Regions from separate parts of the Mus musculus genome. Here region 1 is linked to region 2. The links are chromatin loops, found by intact Hi-C in ENCODE. Cell type or tissue: heart. All regions are shown on one strand. Links, peaks and the distances in the headings refer to the core of each region. The heading gives the core; the rest is flanking DNA.

Region 1 (12,049 bases), core at 1,375-9,374, 670 kb after region 2:
TGACAAAGAAGCCAAAAACATACAGTGGAAAAAAGAAGACATAGTCAATAAATGGTGCTGATCTAACTGGCATGGTGGTGTGTATGTTGAAGAATAAAAGGTAGAACCATATTTATCACCTTGCTAAAAGCTCAAGTCCAAGTGAATCAAGGACCTTAACATAATAAAACCAGATACACTGAATCTAATAGAAGAGAAAGTAGGGAAGAGCCTCAAACTCATTGGCACAGGGAGAAATTTCCTGAACAGAACTCCAATGGCTCAACAACTGATAAATAGGACCTCATGAAACTGAAAAGCTTCTTTATGGCAAAAGACACTGTCAATAGGACAAATTGGCAACCTACAGATTGGGAAAAAAAATCTTCACTAACCCTACATCTGATAGAGGGCTAATATATAAAATATATAAAGAACCCAAGATGTTAACCTCCAATAAACCAAGTAATCCAACTAATAAATGGGGTACAGAGCTAAACAGATAATTCACAACAGAAGAATCTCGAATAGTTGAGAAGCACTTAAAGAGATGTTCACATTCCTTAGTCATCAGAGAAATGCAAATCAAAAAGACCCTGAGATTCCACCTCATACCAACCAGAATGGCTAAGATCAAAAACTCAAATGACAGCAGATGCTCACAAGGATTTGAAGAGGAACATTCTTGCATTGTTGGTGCGAAAGAGATGAGGAACAGAGAAATGGAACAGGACTATGTGTGTGTGTGTGGCGGGCGGGGGGGAGGGGGGGGGAGGAGAGAAGCCCAGAAGGTCAACAGAATGAATGGAAATAAGCAGCTGAGGTGGTTGCAGAGGGAGGTAGGGGACCCTTTAGAAAGTACCAGAGTCCTGGAGGAAAGAGGAGGAAAAAGAAATGTATTTTTTCCAGCCATGTGAGTATATGGTTGTGATCCCCATACATCAAAGGCTGAGGCAAGGAGATTATCACCAGTTTAAAGTCAGCCTTGACAGGACAGTGAGTATCAGCCCAGCCAGCATTATATAACAAAAACAAAACAAAAATAAAGCAAAAAACAAATGACTGGGGATGCAGCTCAGTTGGTAGAGTATTTGTCAAGCATGTCCAGCTTCCTGGATCCAAGTCCCAGCCCTGTATATACTGCCCGTAATGGTAAATACCTACAATCCCAGTCCTTGAGAAATGGAGGGAAGAGGATCAGAAGTTCAACGGAGGCCCTGAGTCAGCTCTACCCAGTGAGTGCTGTGTAGGAAGACTGCCCCACTGTGTCTAGAACCTCTCTCTGTTCAAGGGAAGTTAGGAAGGTGATGTCTCAGTGTTTTGTCCTGCTGGAAATCTCAGCCTACATGTTTTTAAATGATGAATGATCCAAAGAAACCAAATGTGCTAGACGATTTTGGACACAGATGCCACTTGATTAACTCAGATAATTAAGTCAATGCTCAAGGTCATGAAGATTGCAAATGCATACATCAGGTTTCTGATTTATTATTTCCTGTTATAGCTTCATGCCTCTTACACACTTCATTCACATGACAAAATCATTTTATTTTATTTTCATTTACTTTTGATGTGCTAGGGATCTAAATCAAGGCCTCCTGTGTACCACCAAACTAGGACCCCAGACTGAATTTTATTTTCTAATCCATCTGATTTCAAATATTTGATAGCAATTCAAACTTGAATTATTTTCCCATGAGTTCCTGTTGTAGTAAGGTTGATTTTTACAGTGATCTATGATGTAAATGTCAGAGGGTAGTACTCAGCTCTTAACACCCAGAAGTGATCTACAGACCCACAATCTCACTAGCCTAGAATTCCATCAGCTCTAAAGCAGGATAAACAGTTTCTTGCAGAGAGGGACCATCTTTCTTTGTTTTCTATTGCTGTGATGAACACCAGGATCAAAAGCAATACGGAGAGGAAAGAGTTTATTTCCTCTCCCAGAATGTCATCCATCATCCAGGGAAGTCAGGGTGGGCTTGAGGCAGGGACTGATGCAGGGGCCATGCAGGTATAGTGCTACGGGCTTGCTTAGCTTGTTTTCCTCCCCAGGGGCAGCCCTGTCCTCAGTGGGCCGGGCATTTCCATATCAAGAACAAATCAAACAAGAAAACACCCAACAGGCTTACCCACAGGGCTATCCTGTGGAGCCATTTTTTTCTCTGTTAAGATGATTCCTTCTTCCAGACAACCCTAGATTCTGTCAAATTGACAAATCAACAACAATGAAACCACCCAAAACCACCAAAACCTGGCTGGCACAAGCTCCTGGGTCTGCAAGACTGCAGACTTGGTCTCACAGCTGGTGACAGGCATATGATAAAATTCAAAACTCTGATTCCAGAGTCCACAGTGTGGTACCTCAGAGGTTAGAGGTTTAAGGCTTAGACTCCTTTTTCTCTGGGCTTAAGGTAGAGCAGGGTTGCTTATGCCAATGAAAGGCTCAGGTAGACTGGACTGCCCCTCCATTCTGATGAATTCACCTTCCCTCCAGCACTGTTTAGCCATCCATTCTTGCATCCATGCACATATACACTGAGGTGCTTCTTACTTGCCAGCCACCACCTTCACCACAATAGTCGTAATTCATTGCTATCACAGCTTTTTGAATGGATGAATTAATTAATATTTATTAATTTTGTCATCATAGGCCTCACTGAGGAGACTCTGAGGACCTGAAACTTGGAAACTGGCAATGGGTGTCACAGAGAGGTTAAGAGATAGATGTCAGAGCTGTAGAGATGGCTCAGTGGTTAAGAGCATTGACTGCTCTTCCAGAGATTCTGAGGTCAATTCCCAGCAACCACATGGTGGTTCACAGTCATCTGTAATGGGATCTGATGCCCTCTTCTGGTGTGTTTGAGGACCACTACCGTGTATCCATTCATATGTGTGTGTGTGTGTGTGTGTGTGTGTGTGTGTGTGTGTGTGTGTGTGTGTGTGTGTATAATTATTTTTTAAAAGCCTAAAATACCCCAAATACTGAAAAATAAATGAACAAACAAGAGATAGATGTCACCAAGTGCTATATTATTCTGGATGATACTTTCTGGAAAGTCTGTTCAGGAGTTTCCCAACATTAATTTTACTTCATTGAGCCATAGCACAGTTGTTGCATTTCTTTTCTGTATTCCTACATGTATTTTGAATGCCTGAATGTGTTTATGTTTGTGTGTTCCTGTATGCATATTTGTATGTGTGTGTGTGTGCATTTGTGGACCTGTATGTATATGTATGTATATCTGTGAGTGTATGTATGTGTATACATGTGTCTGTATGGGTATGTGTGTTTGTATGTGAGCATGTGTGTATATGTGTGTATATATTTATGTATGCCTGTATGTGTGTGTGTGCCTGTATGTGTGTGTGTGTTTGGTAAACAAGACATAGTAAATACTTTGCAAAATAGTCAAGGAAAGATAATATTCGGGACTGGAGAGCTGGCTCAGTGCTTAAGAGCACTTACTTCTCTTGTAGTAGACATGGGTTCAGTCCCCATCACCCACATAGAAGCACACAACAACCTTTAACTCCAGTTCCAGGGGATCAGTGTCCTTTTCTAGCCTCCACAGGCACTGCGTACCAGAGGTGCACTTACATGCATGCAGGCAAAACACCCATTCATCCATACAAATTAAACCAATACATTCTTTGCCAGAACCTCTTAGATACATAGAACGCTATAGCTGTGAACTCCAAAAGCAAGTCCTTTGGTCTCTGTGTGTGTGATTTTCCTCCTCCAATCCTCCTTGATCCAGAAGAAGGGAAGAATGAAGATAAGATGTAAAAGATGATTTGGGAGAGTTAAGACAAAAGTATTTCAAAAGTTATATGTTAACATAACTCATGAAACATGTTTTGTGCTTTTCAGCCACAGTAATAGCAAAGACAAATTGCTTAGTCACCAGCCATCCTGGGAAGATGTGTGTTGCACCCTTGATCTATTTTCCATTAAGCAACATCTTGACTTTCTGTCAATAATGTAGCTTCCATGAAACATTTTTGTACAAATTTCAGACTTCCTGAGAACATACCCACACTTGGCTATGTGCCCTGGACTTTTGCATGCAGATGTCCAATGGTTAAGACAAATGAATGGCATGACAAATCTGGGTGCTGTAAAACACACTTGGATTCAAAAATGCAATTTACTTGGAGTCCATCATTTCTGTGACACTCATAGATATGCTGCTGGAAACCTTCTTTGGTTTTCTCAGTCTGTTCCCCAGACTTTCCCGAGGTGGTTCCAGAGTGTCTGGAATCATCTGTTTATTTTGAGTGAACAAACTTGAACGTATAATTTAAATCGTTGTACCCTAGTTTCTCATTTCCATATCTTTCAGTTTCTTTGTAGCTTATTATCTACCCCAAGATCTGGACCATATCTGGACCAGACCCCAAGATATACCCCATCTGATTTGAATTGTTCTTTTTACTTCATAAGATGAATATTCTATCTCCAAGGCAGCAGCATTGAAAGGAGTGGGTAGTCATGAGAACTCTGAATAATTAGTTTGTTATGAGGCAAATGTGATTCCTTCTTACTCCCTCTCCCCACTCCATGCCTCTCCCCCTTTTCTTTCTGTCTCACTGTTTCTCTCCGTCTCCCTCTGTATCATGTCTGTCTATCATCTATCTCCCTTCTATCTTTGAACATGAACAATATATTCAAAAGTCCTCACTAGATGCATCCCCTTCATCTTGAACATCACATATTGCAGAAACATGAGCTAAGTAGATATATTTTCCCTATAAGTTACCCAGTCTCTGGAATACCTGTCATAGAAACATAAAGTAAACTAAATAAAATACTTGACTGACTACAGGCACTTACAAGTGTGACAAAAGCAAGAAAGAAGTGTGGAAGGCCAAGCAAGTAGATGTTCTTACATCATGGAATATTGCATTGCTCTGAAAAAAAGAAGGGCAATCTGAAGTCTGGAATTAGGGGTAAAAAGGAGACAAAGGATATCAAAACTCCTGGACATTTTCTATAGAGTCATAAAAATAGAAAAAGAGAAATTTGAGAGATATAGACTCTGGCATATTTTGCAAAACATGTATAGGAGCATTGCACATGCTTGGTGCTGTAACAAAATGCATGACAAATTATTTGCTAGAAGAACAGTTTGTTTGGGTTCATAGCTTTCAAGATATAGACCATAAAGGTGGGAAAGACCTGTGGCAAGCGTGTAAGGTCCTGGCAGTTCCATCCACAGTCAAGAGACAGAAAGTAGACAGGGAATAGGGCCAGGCTGGAAAGTCTGAAATCCTATCTCTCATAATTCCCTCCTTCCACCTCCTAAGTTCACACAGTCTTTCAAAATATCACCACTGGCTGGAGAGCAAACGTTCAAACACATGAGCCTATCAAGGGGCACTCATTTAAATTGCCACGCCCCCTTTACAGAGAGTTTTCTGTGCTGAGGCAGAATGATACATAAATAAATGTTTCCAGGACATGGTCCCCTTTGGCTAGACATGGACAGCCGATGGCTTCAGTCACATGCTGTAGGAAGCCTGACCACACTACTCCAGACATCTTTTTTTATGGAAAAGCTCTTTTACATCCCTTGGTTTTTACTCAGAACAAATGCTCTGTTTTATTGGTTCCCTCGGGTTTCTAGGAATCTACATGGTTTCCTGGTAGCATTCAGGCTCACCCTGGTGACCTGGTCTAGAGGAAATGAAGTACGGTGGCTTCCTGCTGAAGTGGTATGACGACATGCTGATAAATGGCAGCTATTTCTGTCTGGGCTGTCTGCCTCCTGTCACTGGTCCACATGGCAAGCAGTCTGACATCTCTGACTTGGCAGCTGGCTTCCATCTGCCCCCTGCTGGTCTGCAACTGTGACCCTGGTTCAACCCTATCTTCTAAAAACTCTGGTACATGACCACAAAGCCACACAAATCCTAACATACACTTTTGAAAGTTACACCTGAGCTCAGTCATTTAAATTCAGAACCTCTAAGATTGGTTCCGTTTAGACTCCCAAATCTCAAGAAAGAGAAGACATGCTGCATCAGGTGATTGATCATAGGCAATTTCTACTATTTAACCGAGGAAGTTGAGTGGGTAAAAGCTGCCCTATTCACTCCCTCCCTTCAGCTTCTCTGACAACACCTAAAACAAACACGGTAGATCTGATACAGGATATGCATCCTGCCTTGGTTCATTCACGGTCTTAATGATTTATTTCAAACCTTAACAAGAGGCTTCGCAGACAGATGGCTTACCCTCATAGTCAGAGGACAGGCCTTCATGAACTATGAAAGTCTTATCACAGAAAACAGTGAGTGCCCATCCCAGAACTGGGTTTTCTTTTTCTTTTTCTCCCAAAGAAAGCACAGGTAATGCCCACATACTCCTTGCTTGGGGTAAATGGGTGTACTGGGGGAATTTAGAGTCCATCTGTATCCAGAACTGAGTGTAACAGACCTAATGTACTAATCTTTTTTCTATTGAGTGCATCTAACAGGATTCTTGCTGTTAGCAAAGAGGACAGAGTAATCATGCAGCAATGACACATGTGGCTTGGGTTATCAATGAGAAGAGCCTCTACCCACCCCGTGCCCTGAAGCCTTGCAGGTTTACAGGAGAAAGAATCAGGTTCTCGCTCCACAATTCTCTCTGTGATTCTTTCTGGGACATAACTCATGATGTGAGGAGCCCAGGAAGACCTGATACTCCTGCTTTCAAGTGCATATTCTTTGCCTCTGTCTGTCCCTGGGGGCTGGCCTGTGGACCAGAGCTATTTTAAAAATCGATAAAAATGTTAGAATTGTGTGGCTTCCTCCCATACATCCAAGTTCTAAATTGAAATGAAAGCTGAGCAAAGATTGTCTGCTGTAGGGGACCTAGCTATTTTTTAACTCTCTTTTGTTAGGGGACCAGCATCTTCTGCTTTCCTAGAACCCATTCTGCTACAGAAGTTCCTGGAATAGTTTTAACATTAAAAGCAGCCTTGTCTTCACAGAAATTTGGGAGATGATCCCCAAAAGAGGTTGGAGGCAAGAGTCCATCTGATCTTTCCCTGAAAGTCGTAATCTGAGCCTGGAACTATTTATAGGCTTAAATAAGCACTCCGTGCTGAACATCAAAACATATAGGGCACACACTCCTTAGCAAAGCACAAGAAGCCACTCGGGAGGAGTTGTTCCATACTGATACGGTTAAAATAAGGAAGAATGTGTGATTAGCTCTCTCTGAAGAGGCTTAGTTCAGATTAATACTGTAACATGGTTACGTTTTTTTCTCTCATTGAATAAAGATAAGATGGGGTTAAGAAGATTAACCATTAAGAGTACATACTGTTTTTGGAAAGGACCAGAATTTGGTTCTAGCACCCACACTAAACAACTCACAACCCCTTCTGTCACCACAGATCCAAGGGGATCCAATGTCTTCTTTTGTCCTCTGTGGATACTCTCTTTCCCCAGAAACACATACATGCTCATAAGTAAGAAACAAATCTTTAAAAACCAAGGATTACTGAGTTCTTGATGTAATTTCCTCATTTATATGCCACTTGTATTGCACTGAACCTATAGCTCTGTCTCTGTTTTCCTGCATGTTTCATCAGGAGCGCCACATATGCAAATCACCCCTACTTCCTTAATGTCCTTTTGCTACTCAGAAGAGCATCTATGCTTGGGCAGCTCCAGAAGGTGTGTGTGTGTGTGTGTGTGTGTGTGTGTGTGTGTGTGTGTGTTTCTCCCTTTTCTTCTGCCAGTGCTTACTTTGATAGCCCAGTCTCCAGTGTTAAAGCACTTAGACTTTGGAACCTTCAAAATCCCATAGATTTTTTTTTAATTTCTCTTCTGTAATCCTATATTTGGGGTATTCATTACCATGTGAAGAGGAGAAAACCTGGAGCTCTTAGGATACAGAGCCTTTGGGTCCATTTCTCTCACGTGATCATTTCCTCTGTTTCTGAGAGAAAAAATTGTAATTACCAGTGAAAATGTCATTTCCATGATGCACAGGTGACGTGGGTAACAAGGCATGTCTGCATAAAGGAATACACATCCTGAAATGTGCCCGTTTCACTTGGGCTTCCTGTGGAACACAATGCCCTTTTGAGAAACCGACCTTTCCCGGCAGCTTTTTCAGTGACTTTTAGTTGTTCCCCTGTTTGCTTTGCTGAAATTCAGAAATGTCTTGTCAATTAAAAATGATGAATTTAGCTTCTTGCACTGCAGGGATGAAAGATCTGCCCCTGTCAACCACACCGAGGTCTAAGAGTTCCAAGCATGGGAACAGTCTTGAAAAATTCATGTAGCAAACCTGGTAGAGAGACCTCCATCTAAGAGGACTGGAGAGGCCAGATAAGGCACCCTGGGCTTTTAGAGAGCCACTGGCCTTTACAAAGGTGAGGCCACATTGTCCCCATGAAGCCTTCCTTCTTTGATATTTGTAGGAGTAACAACTACACTGACATCTGTCTAGCCATTGACATCTGTCTAGCCATTGACATCTGTTCAGCCATTGTCCAGAAAAAAAACCTGAACCAAACTCAAGATGGATATTTGTCCTTTGCTTTTATTTTTAGAGGTGCATTGTCAAAAGTGACATCCATTTACCCATTATTCATTTTGCATTCTGCTTCAGGGATATTGATAAAGAGCGTGGTTCTAAATAATTGTTTTCCCTCGGCCAACATAACAAAAGACACCCTGCTGCATTTTATATCCTGAGGGCAGCCGAGAGATATGTGTGCTGTGTGGCAATTATTTTCTGTGTTACTGTTCCTTTCTTTCCCTATGGATGTGTCAGGAGGACCACTGTTCGTCATCATGAAATGATGGTGGGGCAGATGTGGGATGATAGAGATGGGAAACCCAAGACTCCATTCTTCTACCTCTAATTCCTTTTAAATAAGTACTCTGATTTTATTTAATATAAAGCACATAGCACTGGTGACTTCTGCCTTTCTCAGATATTTTTCTCCGTAGGATTTTCTCTAAGGTGGGCTTAAAGAAAAATGCAAAGAATGTGCTCTAACTGTGAAAGACTTTCAGTCTTCATGAATAAGAAATCAGATCCTGGTGCAAGGTGAGGCTTTGTGATTTCATTTACCCCCACTTTGTAAAATAATCAACAGGCTGTGGATGTGAGAAAAACCTATCAGATGGTTTCTGAAAGACAAATCATATGGTGTCTGTAGGTGATGGAGAGTGATGCTGTGTGGTAATGGAAATGCCCTTTGTGGTTTTGCCTTAATCAAGATAGTTCAATGAAGAATAATGGAAATAATTAAAATGACAAGCATTTTTTTGAGTTCTTGGTACATATAACTAATTGGAAAAATATTCCAGTAGGTTATCCATACAAAATGGTCTTCCCTGGAAACATATACATTAAAGCAACATTGTACAGACTGAGCAATTCCTAAATACACACACATGTGCACACACACACACACACACACATGCACACACACATACACACACACACACAAACACACACACAAATTAATAGAATAATTCAGAAAAGAGGCCATGAATTTTCAAATGAGAAAGGAAGTAGACATGGGAGGGCTGGAAGGAGGAAGGGTAAAGGGAAATGATACAATGTTATAACATCAAAAATATTTTATAAAGAAATGAGGACAAACTTTGGGTATTTTTAGTCAACAGTGGGCCTAACAAGATAGTGAGTATTATGGGATCATGTCTAAAAAGGGGCTCTGGGTTTTACCTCTCAGCACCTCTTCATCCTCAGCTGCTAATCTGGAAATAAGTTGAGCTATTTAGGTTTTTTTTTTTTTTGTCAACTTCTAATAAAAAAAGAGCCATCTGGTAATAAGGCACCTAAGTTAAGAAAATGCTTCTGGTGAGCTTGGTGGCACATGCCTTTAGTCCCAGCACTCAGGAGACAGATACAGGTGGATCTCTGAGAGTTTGTGGCTAGCTTGCTCTATATAGAAAGTTCCAGGACAGCTAGGGCTACAATAGTGATATTCTGTCTCAAAAACTAGCTAGCTAACCAACTAACTAACTAACTAACTAACTATAACTAACTAATTAAACTAAATACTTTCATTAGATTAGCCTATAGGTAAGCCTGTGGGGCCATTTTCTTGATTAATAATTAGTTGGAACACTGTCCAAGAATGAAGATATATCAGAAGACTCTAAGTGCTTCTGAGAAAACTACAAGAGTCTTGGGATCCCAGTTTCTACATAGCACAAATTGGCCCTTCCCAGGTATAGCCAATAAGGAGTTTATATTAGATTATTCATTACAAGGATATTGTTATTGTTTATATGCCTCTATGAAAAAGCATGTTTTGCCACATGCACCTTGTAATTGTATATAGCTTAAAATCCTGAGACTTTTACTCAGGTGACATCTATCTATCTGCCTATCTATCTATTATCTGTCTAACATCTATGTATTATTAAGTTATTCAATTACAATCCAATTTACATCTGGATTGTAGCTTCCCCTCCTTCCTTTCCTCTAAGTCCCTCTTGCCTTTCTCCAATTTACCCCTCCTTCCTTTCTCCTAAGAAAAGGGGAGGCCTCTCATGGATATCAATCAGCCTTTGCATATCAAGTTGCAATAAGACCTGGCTCATCTTCTTCTGTTGAAGCTTAACAAGACAGTGCAGTTAGGGGAAAGGTATGCAAAGACCAGCTGTATAGTTAGTGATAACCACTGCTCCCTCTTTATGAATACCACACGAAGACCCAGCTGCACAACTTTTACATATGTGCAGAGGGCCTAGGTCCATCCCACGCATGCTCTTTGGTTGGCAGTTCAGTCTTTATGTGCTCTTTATGGGCTCAGGTTAGTTGATTTTGTAGGATTTTTTTGTGGTGTTCTTGACCCTTCTGGTTCCGTCAATCCCTCCTCCAATATTCTACAGGATACCTCAAGGTCCACTTAATATTTGGTTGTGGGTCTCTGTATGTGTTTCCATCATTGTTGAGTGAAGCCTCTCTGATGACAGTTATACTAGGCTCCTGTCTGCAAGTATAGCAGAGTATCATTAACAGTGTGAGGAATAGACTCCCTCTTATGGCATGAGTCTCAAGCTGGGCCAGTCATTAGTTGTCCCTTCCCTCAAATTATGCTTCATTTTTTACCCCTGCATATCATATAGGCTAGAAAAATTGTGGGTCTAAGGTCTTGTGGCTGACTTGCTGTCTTTTTTTTTTTTTTTTTTTTTTTTTTTTTTTTTTTCCATTTTTTATTAGGTATTTAGCTCATTTACATTTCCAATGCTATAGCAAAAGTCCCCCTTACCCACCCACCCCCACTCCCCTACCCACCCACTCCCCCCCTTTGGCCCTGGCGTTCCCCTGTACCGGGGCACACAAAGTCTGCGTGTCCAATGGGCCTCTCTTTCCAGTGATGGCCGACTAGGCCATCTTTTGATACATATGCAGCTAGAGTCCAGAGCTCAGGGGTACTGGTTAGTTCATAATGTTGTTCCACCTATAGGGTTGCAGATCCCTTTAGCTCCTTGGGTACTTTCTCTAGCTCCTCCATTGGGAGCCCTGTGATCCATCCATTAGCTGACTGTGAGCATCCACTTCTGTGTTTGCTAGGCCCCGGCATAGTCTCACAAGAGACAGCTACATTTGGGTCCTTTCGATAAAATCTTGCTAGTATATGCAATGGTGTCAGCGTTTGGATGCTGATTATGGGGTGGATCCCTGGATATGGCAGTCTCTACATGGTCCATCCTTTCATCTCAGCTCCAAACTTTGTTTCTGTAACTCCTTCCATGGGTGTTTTGTTCCCACTTCTAAGGAGGGGCATAGTGTCCACACTTCAGTCTTCATTTTTCTTGAGTTTCATGTGTTTAGGAAATTGTATCTTATATCGTGGGTATCCTAGGTTTTGGGCTAGTATCCACTTATCAGTGAGTACATATTGTGTGAGTTCCTTTGTGATTGTGTTACCTCACTCAGGATGATGCTCTCCAGGTCCATCCATTTGGCTAGGAATTTCATAAATTCATTCTTTTTAATAGCTGAGTAGTACTCCATTGTGTAGATGTACCACATTTTCTGTATCCATTCCTCTGTTGAGGGGCATCTGGGTTCTTTCCA
Region 2 (12,049 bases), core at 2,357-10,356:
AAGGAAGTGAAAGATCTGTATGATAAAAACTTCAAGTCTCTGAAGAAAGAAATTAAAGAAGTTCTCAGTAGATGGAAAGATCTCCCATGCTCATGGATTGGCAGGATCAACATTGTAAAAATGGCTATCTTGCCAAAAGCAATCTACAGATTCAACGCAATCCCCATCAAAATTACAACTCAATACTTCAACGAATTAGAAGGAGCAATTTTCAAATTCATCTGGAATAACAAAAAACCTAGGATAGCAAAAACTCTTCTCAAGGATAAAAGAACCTCTGGTGGAATCACCATGCCTGACCTAAAGCTTTACTACAGAGCAATTGTGATAAAAACTGCATGGTACTGGTATAGAGACAGACAAGTAGACCAATGGAATAGAATTGAAGACCCAGAAATGAACCCACACACCTATGGTCACTTGATCTTCGACAAGGGAGCTAAAACCATCCAGTGGAAGAAAGACAGCATTTTCAACAATTGGTGCTGGCACAACTGGTTGTTAACATGTAGAAGAATGCGAATTGATCCATACTTATCTCCTTGTACTAAGGTCAAATCTAAGTGGATCAAAGAACTTCACATAAAACCAGAGACACTGAAACTTATAGAGGAGAAAGTGGGGAAAAGCCTTGAAGATATGGGCACAGGGGAAAAATTCCTGAACAGAACAGCAATGGCTTGTGCTGTAAGATCGAGAATTGACAAATGGTACCTAATGAAACTCCAAAGTTTCTGCAAGGCAAAAGACACCGTCAATAAGACAAAAAGACCACCAACAGATTGGGAAAGGATCTTTACCTATCATAAATCAGATAGGGGACTAATATCCAACATATATAAAGATCTCAAGAAGGTGGACCTCAGAAAATCAAATAACCCATTAAAAAATGGGGCTCAGAACTGAACAAAGAATTCTCACCTGAGGAATATCGAATGGCAGAGAAGCACCTGAAAAAATGTTCAACATCCTTAATCATCAGGGAAATGCAAATCAAAACAACCCTGAGATTCCACCTCACACCAGTCAGAATGGCTAAGATCAAAAAACCAGGTGACAGCAGATGCTGGCGTGGATGTGGAGAAAGAGGAACACTCCTCCATTGTTGGTGGGATTGCAGGCTTGTACAACCACTCTGGAAATCAGTCTGGCGGTTCCTCAGAAAATTGGACATAGTACTACCGGAGGATCCAGCAATACCTCTCCTGGGCATATATCCAGAAGATGCCCCAACTGGTAAGAAGGACACATGCTCCACTATGTTCATAGCAGCCTTATTTATAATAGCCAAAAGCTGGAAAGAACCCAGATGCCCCTCAACAGAGGAATGGATACAGAAAATGTGGTACATCTACACAATGGTGTACTACTCAGCTATTAAAAAGAATGAATTTATGAAATTCCTAGCCAAATGGATGGACCTGGAGGGAATCATCCTGAGTGAGGTAACACATTCACAAAGGAACTCACACAATATGTACTCACTGATAAGTGGATGTTAGCCCAAAACCTACGATACCCAAGATATAAGATACAATTTCCTAAACACATGAAACTCAAGAAAAATGAAGACTGAAGTGTGGACACTATGCCCCTCCTTAGAAGTGGGAACAAAACACCCTTGGAAGGAGTTACAGAGACAAAGTTTGGAGCTGAGATGAAAGGATGGTCCATGTAGAGACTGCCATATCCAGGGATTCACCCCATAATCAGCATCCAAACACTGACACCATTGCATACACTAGCAAGATTTTATCGAAAGGACCCAGATGTAGCTGTCTCTTGTGAGACTATGCCGGGGCCTAGCAAACACAGAAGTGGATGCTCACAGTCAGCTAATGGATGGATCATATGGCTCCCAATGGAGGAGCTAGAGAAAGTACCCAAGGAGATAAAGGGATCTGCAACCCTATAGGTGGAACAACATTATGAACTAACCAGTACCCCGGAGCTCTTGACTCTAGCTGCATATGTATCAAAAGATGGCCTAGTCGGCCATCACTGGACACTCAAAATTTATATGCCCCAGTACAAGGGAACGCCAGGGCCAAAAAGGGGGAGTGGGTGGGTAGGGGAGTGGGGGTGGGTGGGTATGGGGGACTTTTGGTATAGCATTGGAAATGTAAATGAGCTAAATACCTAATAAAAAATTAAAAAAAAAGAGTTTTGAATATACAAACTGTTGAGTAATAGGTGTACTTTGTATTTTGAATTAAGACAATTCATTTGTACTCATAAATTTATAATCTCCATTTGAAAAGGCTCAGATGTACACAGACTTTCATAACTCAGTATGATAGTTTCTCATTCCTTGCCCACAATTAGAGATATTTCTTGTATAAATGTCAGACTTTGGTGTAGGTACACCACACCCTATATTAGGAAACTAGTTGTAGAGGAATTCAGTGGCTTGGGATTTCTACTTATTTTTACCTCTGTTATATATTTAAAAAAATGTCAAGAAAGAACAAAATGATAAATTTCTAATTTACAAAGCTGCTCAACACAATGCTGGCTCCTTTCTTAGAGGAAGAACTACTTAATATTTAGATCTTGCTCTTTCTCTCATGTGTTGTGAAGGTGTTCCTATTAATTCTGAAATTATAATAGTGATACTAGGTTTATACTTAATATATGGTATAAAAATAATGTAATTTATCATCTCACCTTCATTTATATTTTTTGTTACTATTATTTAATATCATTTAACTAGTGCTAAAAAAAAAGGTACTTCACAGGGTGGCAAGATGGTTAAGCACTGAAGAGCATTTGTTTATGGGGTCCTGGTTTCGGTTCCCAGAACCCAAACAGCAGCTCAGAAACATCTGCAATTCCATTTCCAAGGGATTCAATGACCTCTTTGGGCCTCCTTGGGCACCAGGTACAGACATGGTATACATATGTACATGCAGAGAGAGAGAAAAAGAGAGAGGAGAGACAGAGAGACACAGAAACACACAGAGAGAGATTTTTAAAAAGGAAAAGTTAACAAATATTTTACGGTCATGGCAAAGAAAGACAGAAGGCTAGATACATATAAGCCAAAAATATTAAGATTCCAATGAAAAGTTAATACATGGCAGAGCAAGAGTTGAAGGAAAAGGGAGGATTTGCAGACAAGTAGATGAAAATAATCATCCAGAGTGAGATGTTCAAGACAAAGAAAGACAAATATGGGATGTATTTGGTTTTATATGGATATTAGCTGTTAATTCAATGATAACCAAGCTACAATCTGTAGAACTATAAAGGTTAGGTATAGAGAAAGGGGCAAGGAGGGGTCAGGTAGATCTTGTTAGGAAAGAGAAATACAATGAATACTTATGGGAGGATCAGTGAGAGGGGAGGGGAATGGGAGATGAGGGAGGGGTTATGTGAAGAGGCAGCTAAAATTAAAGGCCACTTGAGGGGTATTATGAAAACCTAATGTAGTAGAAGCTTCCCTAAAATATATACATGAAGGTGATCTACATAAAATCTCCAAGTAATGGGGGAGACAGAGTCCCAACAGGCATCTCTTGTCACCAAATAGAGCTTTGGCTACCAGGATTGGTTTACATCTAATTGAGTTCTTAGCCAATGGAGTCCTATGGAAATTCCCAAACAACACAGGCTGTTGCCAAACTTTATGTTGCCACAAACTAACATCAAGACCCATTACTGAAGACAACACCCACAAAACTCATTGACCACGGTGAAGGTAAACTGCTGCATACACAGAGCTTTCACCCCGGTGTGTTCTACCATCACTGGTACAAGTAGGGACTCTGTATACTATCAAAAGATAAATGTAAATGCCAAACCATCTACAAAATCACCGATCAACAATGGTGTCCTGCCTGAAAGATACGCTGGAGCAATTGTGTCACAAAGTATGCTCTATCATATAGAATCTATCATGCCCAACACTGCTTGGGTGACTGAGAACCGGAGAATATAAAGAGACCAGCATCCTAGGGGAAAACCAAATATTAATCTTCTTCAAAAAAAAGTAGTAATAAAATAACTGCTAATGACAATCTGCTATACTCATAGATCAGGGTCTCTTGCTCAGCCACCATTAGAGAAATTTCCTCCTACAGAGAATGGAAAGAAATGGTGTTCCACAGTCAGACATTATGCAGAGTGTGAGATACCTTAGAACACTTAGTCCTAATAGACTATCTCCATCAAATCCTTCCTCTCAGAGCTCAGGGAACCCTGCAGGAGAGGAGGAGGAAAGAATACAAGACCCAGAGTAGATGGAAGACACCAAGAAAACAAGAGCCTATCAATCAACAAGATCAAAGCTCCTATGAGCTCAAAAGGACTGAGCCAGCATGAATAGTGCCCAAACACCAGATTCTTTGTGCTTATCTTATGGCTTCCAATTTAGTGGTTTTATGGGATTCCTGAGTATGGAAGCAAGTCTTTCTCTGAGAGTTAGGCCTTCTCTTGGGCTCTTTTCCTTGTTTGTCTTCTCCAAATCTGATGTTAACTATTGTTTTATCTTATTTCATTTTATTAGTATCTCTTAGAAGCCTGTTTTCTAGTGTGAGAAAGGGAGTGAATCCAGAAGGGAGGGGAGGTGGGAGCAACTGGGAAGAGTAGAGGGACAGGAAGCAGTATTCAGGATATATTATGTGAGAAAGGAATTTATTTTCAATAAAAGGAAGGTGAATGGGGGTGTGGTATAAGGGGTAAAATGACTATACTAAAACCAGTTGTTACCTAGGCCTAGTGAAACAAATAAAACTAAATGGATACAAGATAGCAACATGTAATGTCACTGTGACACAAAACAGAAAGACTGCTGTAAGTATTTTGGTTATTAAAATCACTGGGAACACTAAGATCTTTTAAAGAATAATTTTGTTATTTCTATGTCTAAACTAAAATAATAAAACAGAAATATGAATATAAAAAGGTTTTAAAAGTATATTTTAATATTTATTGTTACTCTTCCATAACAAACTTCCCATTAATTTAAACATTAAACTTTTTAAAAAGCAGCAACACTTTAAATTATGGCATGTGCTCCTCAAACATTGTCAACTTTGATTTGTTTGATTGTTCCTTTGTTGTTTTTTGAGACAGAGTTTCTCTGTGTAGTAGTGGCTATACTGGAGCTCACTCTATAGACCAGGCTTGCCTGGACCTCAGGGATCCACTTGTCTCTGCCTCACAAGCTCAGAGATTAAAGGCGTGCGCCACCAATGCCCATCTCAGCTTGGATTTATACTGTATAATATTGTCTCGCCTCCAAATAGTCTGAAACTGTACAACTCCAAATGTGATTTTAAAAAGTCTACCCGTACTTACCAAGTGTGTTCATTAAAAACTAATTCATAGGAGTGAATGCTGTATCTTGCCTAAAATGTACCAATTTCAAAGCAAAATAGAGATCAGAATCATCAGTCAGTGTCACTGGCTTTGTGACATGAGCACCCTTATTACCCCATTCTTACCCACTGCAAGGGACAATTAAATGCAAATGTATGAAATGAATTCCCTCAGTCTGACACAGCATTTGACACTCTTTCTTTTTCTAAATCTCTGATCCATAGATAGCATCCCTTTTGACAAGTCATTTGATGAAAGGCTTGTTTGTGTATTTTATGTGTAGGTGTAAGCATACCAAAAGAGGGCAGCAGATACCACTATGGATGATTGTGAGCCACTATCTGTTTGATGAGAAATGAGCACAGAACCTTGGGAAAAACAGTAAGTGTTCTGAACAGTTGAGTCCTGGACAAGGCATTTTGAATGATCATAATACAATGTACATATTTCAAACTCTGAGATTTCAAATACCACTTAAATAAGCAATGTACTCAAATTTGTTTTTCAGAATTGATAACTAAAAGCATGTCTAAAAATAAAAAGGTTTTCAGAATTGATAACTAAAGGCATGCCCGAAAAATGAAAAGTTCATGAAAAATAATAATTAAAAAGAGAAGAGCAGATGAAAAGGAACATCACAGTAAATATCAAAAAGTTGGTATGACAATTACCCACATTGAACAAAGATTCTCACTAAATACAGTAGTGTGAAAGCAGGTTATACAACAAGACCTTTGCTGAGAACTTATATCAATGCAGTCATTCCTACCTTATAACCAGGTCCTAATTGATGAACTGCAAATATCTGTGCTGGGTTAAGAGCTTCACTGAACACATACACAGCCCCAAGCTGGCCACAGAACACCCTATTGGCATCAGCAGTTTCTGAAGATCCAAGAAAGCACTTGTCATAGCTCTATTTTTAAAAGTCACAAAAAATAAGTTATTATTTTGTAGTGACAGAATATTTAAAATGCATTTCTTCATTAACAGAAACATTTAAGATACTAACAATAGTGAAAATGCTATTTTGGGTATTTTTCAAATGTTTCAATAATAAAAGTAAATAAACAAGTTTTAGAAAATAAAATCAGTTAAATAGAAGTTAAGAGCACAACCATCCATCACACCCTCAGACCTGACCACCTTTTCAAATTGTAGCAATAACGACAAAGATTGTGTAATTGTTTATAACTGAATTTTGTAATTCAGAAACAAAATGTGTTTACTGAAGCAAAGATAATTTTAAATTGCTAATAATTCACAACTGATCAAATTTAGAGAGAAAATAAATCAAAAGAATGACTTTGCCAAATCTTAACTATAAAACCATAGGAATAGATTTTTTTAAAATTCTACTTCATTTCTCAATATGGATGAATAGGCAACCCCCATTTTCTGCACTAAATAAGCAAGAATGAAGAAAATCAGTTTGTTCTGCATAGGGATTATATAGAAGCAAAAACAATGATTCACTATCTCGCGAATATTATTCACCTAAAGGATCTTTCATCTAGAAAGCCTGGCACACCTACATCCTTTCAACACCAGCCAAGGAAGGCAAAGACAGTAGGTACTAACCACTATCCTCTCTTGTCACCACAGGATATCCCACACTTTAATTTGAATAAACACACTAATATTCAGCTATCAAACTAGACAGAGTCATAGAGAAATCGATCACTACATAGGTCTGTCAAATATGAGATCCCATTTGTGCTTCATACAATAGCAAAAAAAAATAGTAGTAAGGTGAATGGAAGAGAAAAACAAGAACTTATCGTTCAACATGTGTAATTTAAACTGTGCAAACTAAAAATTACTATTACGTAAAGAATGTGTACAAGACCAGGCTTCCCTGTTTCTTGAAATACTATCACAGAGAATTTTAAATCTTGGTTTTGTTTTGTTTTGTTTTAAATACTGTCTTTTCAGCTAATGTCAGCAACAAAACTATAGGGGCTTCCTTCCTTCGTATATTAGTAATAAACTACATCCTCCTGCAGTATCAGAGAACAGATAGGAAGCCAAATTTCATTTCTGTGTTTTCATTTGCCTTTGAGTCTGTTGGGCAGTAAAGCAAGTTTGCCCTATAAAGGCACGGGCAGGAACTTTCTAGAGTTCTGTGTGCTCCATGCAGCTTCTGTGCATATTTGTATTTGATTTGATTTGTTGTTGTTGTTGTTGTTGTTGTTGTTGTGCCTTTTAAAAAATGTTCTTAGTGAAAATCCAAGACTCTTGGCTTTCAGATCATGCAAACAACAAGGTAAAGTCAACTTGGCTGGGCAGGACAGCTTGTCACCCACAGATCTACAAAGAGACTCGAGACAATGTAAAATGTCCTATCATTTAAAAGAAAACAGAAAAAGAGAATACATTACAACCTCTGCTCTGTGAAAGTGATTAAGATTAGAGAAGTTGCAGACAAAACTTATAAATAGATTTAGTTGTTTGTTTTTCATAATTGTCATAAGCAGGTATTCTGGAACAATAATCTATCACTGGCCCTAGTGATTCTTTAGGTACTACAAACCACATTTTGCTTTGGCCCTAAAATGCCAGGAGGAAGGAAAGGGAAACCGCAAACTATATAAATGCAAGCATTCTTTAGATTTCAACCCTATGTCTTCTCTATCTAGGATCCAGTGTCACCTGCTCCAACACAGACATACAAAGTGAAGAAATTATCTCATCCACCATGACAAAGCATCCTGAATGTGATCTGCCTTCTGCTTTCAGAGCCCTTTAATGTCATGAAATTATCATCACTGCAGCCAGATTGAGGGGTTTTTTGCTTTAGTTTTGATTTTTAGACATGGTTAGCTCTGACTGTCCTGAATCCCACTTTGTAGACCAGGCAAGTATTGAACTCAGAGATGCACCTGCCTCTGCCTCCCTGATTGCTGGGATTAAAAGTGTCCACCACCATAGCGGACATGCTGAGATTTTTACAATATAATCTTGAGAGGCTTTTTATCCTGGGTCAGACTGCAAGCCCAGACCTGTGTTTGCATATGAGGCACTTACATGACTTGACCCTTGTGTATCACATAACCACATTCTATTTTAACTTTATCCAGATCATTAAATCATGTGTCTGAAACAGTCTACACACTATATTAAATAATTAAATATAAATTATATAAATATAAATTAACTTAAGAATTTTATATAAACTAATAAAACCTCAAACAAAATTTTGGATGTTTCTACCAAATGGTCATTATTTATATTACAGTGAGAGACCATACTATAAAATATGTTTAAAAAATTTAAACTTACATCATTTGTGTTAACATGCCAAGCCATGTCACCATAGGATACCAGCTGGCCATTAACATAACAACGGATCTCACTGTTCCTCCATCGATTGTAGATGTGGACGATGCTGATCATGTACCACTGCAATGCAACAACTAAGATGTCAAAGGTCATGAGCAGTTACTACTGTATAAAATGCAGTCAAACCTTTGCACATCCCTCTAAGAGATCTCGAGTACTGTATACCTCATGTCCCTTCCTCCCATTTCTTATGGCCCGGGTAAAGTACAGGTCAAGGAGCACCCATCCCCCAACACTGAGACAGAGGTGTAAGAGCAGCAACTGCTTATGAGCTGCTTATGAACACAACACTTGAAGGCAATCATAGAAGAATCACTATGAGTGAATAAACTTTTTATCAAACATTCAGGACTAATAGGAAATACTGAATGAACAAGAGGAAAAGAATGTTGCAATGTAATTTTTTACATTCATGTATTCATATATATTTTTTGGATTTACTAGATAAGTTAATCTTAGGTTAAATTTAGTTTTCTGTCTCTTGGAACCATCAAAATGTAATAGATGTACAAGAGCTTTCACCATTTCAGAGGATCCCAATGTCTGACTTGATATTTTTAAGTTACAGACAGTAACTGATCTGGAGAGTGCATATGCATACTGACACTAATCATATATACTGTGCCCTGCACTCAGTTTGAGATCCAAATATTGATGTATAATAAATCTGGAGAACAAGAAATAAGAACAATACATATACTGATACTAAAAATTCCTGAGAAATGTATTACAAGTTAAACAAAATAAATGAGAAATAAGAAAAAAACACGAAATAATGTTTATAGAAATATCACTAGGTGCTATGCACTAAACATTTTCTATAAATGAGGTAAAATATTAATGGTTACATTCATTTTTACAAGGTCAGACACCCCTTAGTAGCAGTTCAGCCGAGCAAACAAAAGTTTTAGTGTTGCATATCTTTTTAGGAAAGGCCAGTAACCTATTTACTAAGGTGAAGTTTCCCCTAATTGAAGCACAATAGCAAGTCAACTACCACATGTCCTGGAAAATTAAAGAAAGAAAAAAATTTTAATGATATTTTAAATGATATTTTTGTATAATAATAGAGAGGAGTAAGGCAAAAATTACTATAATTTTCAAAGTTTATTAAAATCTTTTCAGAAAAACTGTTTTGTATCTGTTTCATTCCCTGAGCCTCACTCTTACAAGACTCTCTGCAATTACTATATTTAAAATGCAAAAAACACAGGAATGCATTTTCATAAGCAAATAGGAAAGAATAAATAAAATGAAGATTAAACTTCTTGCTTTTATGTGACTACAGGTTAAGAACCACTGATCTAAGCTGGGCTTGGTGGTGCACGCCTTTAATCCCAGCACTCAGGAGGTAGAGGCAGAGGCAGGCCAGCCTGGTCTACAAAGTGAGTTCCAGGACAGCCAGGGCTATACAGAGAAACCCTGTCTCAAAAAACCAAAAAACACTGATCTAAATTCATGAAACTTATGTGTTGAGAAAGTAAAAGACTTTATTATTTGTTAAAGTTTTATTTTTTGTTGTGGTTGTTTTGCCTGCATATATGTCAGTGTGAGGGTATCAGATCTCCTGGAACTGGAGTTGTGAGTAGCCATGTAAATACTGGAAAATAAACCCAGGTCCTCTGGAAGAATATCCAGTACTCTTAGTCTCTGAGCAATCTCCCCAGCCCCTGTTTAAGTCATATTTTTATATAGCTACTCAAAATATTGGCAGTCTACTGAATTCAATACTGTGTCAGGCATCTGAGAAAATAAAAAATTAAATCCACCACAGATTTTTGTCTCAATAATCAATAAATGGACATATAAATGAATAATGAAGATGTGGATAAAGTAATTATGAAAAGAGGCATTAGTTATGTTTGAAAACAATATCTATCAAAGAGGATGGGTAGTAGCACTACTTTGATGCAACACTTGCCTGCCACATGTGTCTCTTTGGTTGGATCCCCAATGACAGAGGCAGAAAGGGGAGTAGGTAATGGGGGAGGAAGAGGAGGGGACAACAATAAAAGACTACACAGAAATGTTGCAGAAAGGCTCTGATAATATGTGCTCTGAAGACTTAGATAAAAGTCACTCATTCATTCATAAAGCACGTGGGTACATTTTCAATTTATTTTGTTGTTACTAAAAATCAAATCATTAGCTTAAGCAAATGCATATCTTCAGGAAGATAAGTTTAACATTAGTGAATAAAATAGTTTAGAAAAGAAACAAAACATGAAGATGAAGAGAAAACAATATGAAGGTAAACAGCAAGTAATGAAATTATAGAAGAAAATAGATGTATTTCAGAGATATAATACATAGCAAAAAGCAGATGAAGAACATGCCCCAGTGACTAAAAGATGGCAGCTCTCGAAACCAGAGGAGAGAGAAAGTACAGTAGCTTAGATTCTGAGATCTCACAGTTGTTGAAAAGCCAAGGAACATAGCACTGATGAGTAGAAGTAGGAGAAATTATGAAACTGAATAAAAATTTCCCTGTAAGACTAAGTGGCACGAAAGTGAGATCTTTCCTGTGTCATCTTCTGTCCCATTCCTAGTTCCTACAGGTCTCCTGCATGTATTTCTAGGAACACCACAAATTAGTTCAGACTGAGAGAATGAACGTGTGACAAAAACACCACAAGGTGTTAAAAGACATCACACAGAAGTCAGACATGAAGATAAGAAATTACAGGAAAGAAAAAGGCACAGAAAGTCAGGAGAAGGTGAAAGAACATTACAGAAGTCACACTGCACAGCCCGGGAAAGGAGAACAGCTACTGACATGGTTTCCAGGGGAAGCATCTACTCTGCCCTACCTTGCGAGGCTGGAAATCATACTTCACACAGTGCTGGAAACCTTTTCCTTTGGACTTCAGAGATGTGACTATCAAACAGTTGCCAACAAAATGAGCAGAGTAGCCCACTCCTTTGCTAGTACGAAAACTGTATTAATAAAATAATACAGAAACTCTGGTTAAATGAAATATACCAACACGTACTAAAACCTTATACAATAAACTGAATTTTCAGTATAGTCATAGTTAACACATTGGCCAAATAGAAACAAAAACATAAGTTTTATAATAACAAAAAAAAGTAAGGGATTTAACCCAAGAAATAGTAGGCTTTGGAAACTCTTTATATTTAAATTTAAAATATAATAGACATTAAACAAATTAATGATCAAAATGTCTACTGGGCAGACTGTATATGAAGGACCATCGCCACTTCACCCGCTCAAAACTCATTTCAACAAAGTTCATGGTGTCAGTACAACTTGGTCTCTTAAATTTACAATAAACTTAAAAACTATAAAAAGAAAACCTTACCAAGAAGAGCTAATTTTTATAATAATGTGATTGATCAAATAAGTACATATATTTTAATCTAA

What was found. A loop is a pair of places that touch in the nucleus more often than their neighbours do. Peaks named below come from ENCODE experiments on the same cell type or tissue, not always from the same donor. Only the 100,000 strongest peaks of a DNase experiment are listed, where the experiment ranks them.
Region 1: it touches region 2 in a loop (20-fold over the local background); 6 of 42 quality-filtered maps call a loop at or near these places.

Annotation. Positions count from the first base shown.
Region 1 is chr3:56,748,093-56,760,141 of GRCm38, forward strand. No RefSeq gene overlaps it. Among named protein-coding and RNA genes, the nearest start is that of Gm32237, 56 kb to the left of the region's middle. In heart, for the core only: a CTCF peak has its summit at 5,816 (motif pointing left); a DNase peak (open chromatin) is centred at 5,739; H3K27ac peaks cover 373 bases.
Region 2 is chr3:56,073,768-56,085,816 of GRCm38, forward strand. Nbea (neurobeachin) reads right to left here. Exons shown (of 58, transcript NM_030595.1): 6 at 11,475-11,601; 7 at 8,605-8,724; 8 at 6,092-6,238. Among named protein-coding and RNA genes, the nearest start is that of Nbea, 100 kb to the right of the region's middle. In heart, for the core only: a CTCF peak has its summit at 5,617 (motif pointing right); no DNase peak of the experiment used is centred there.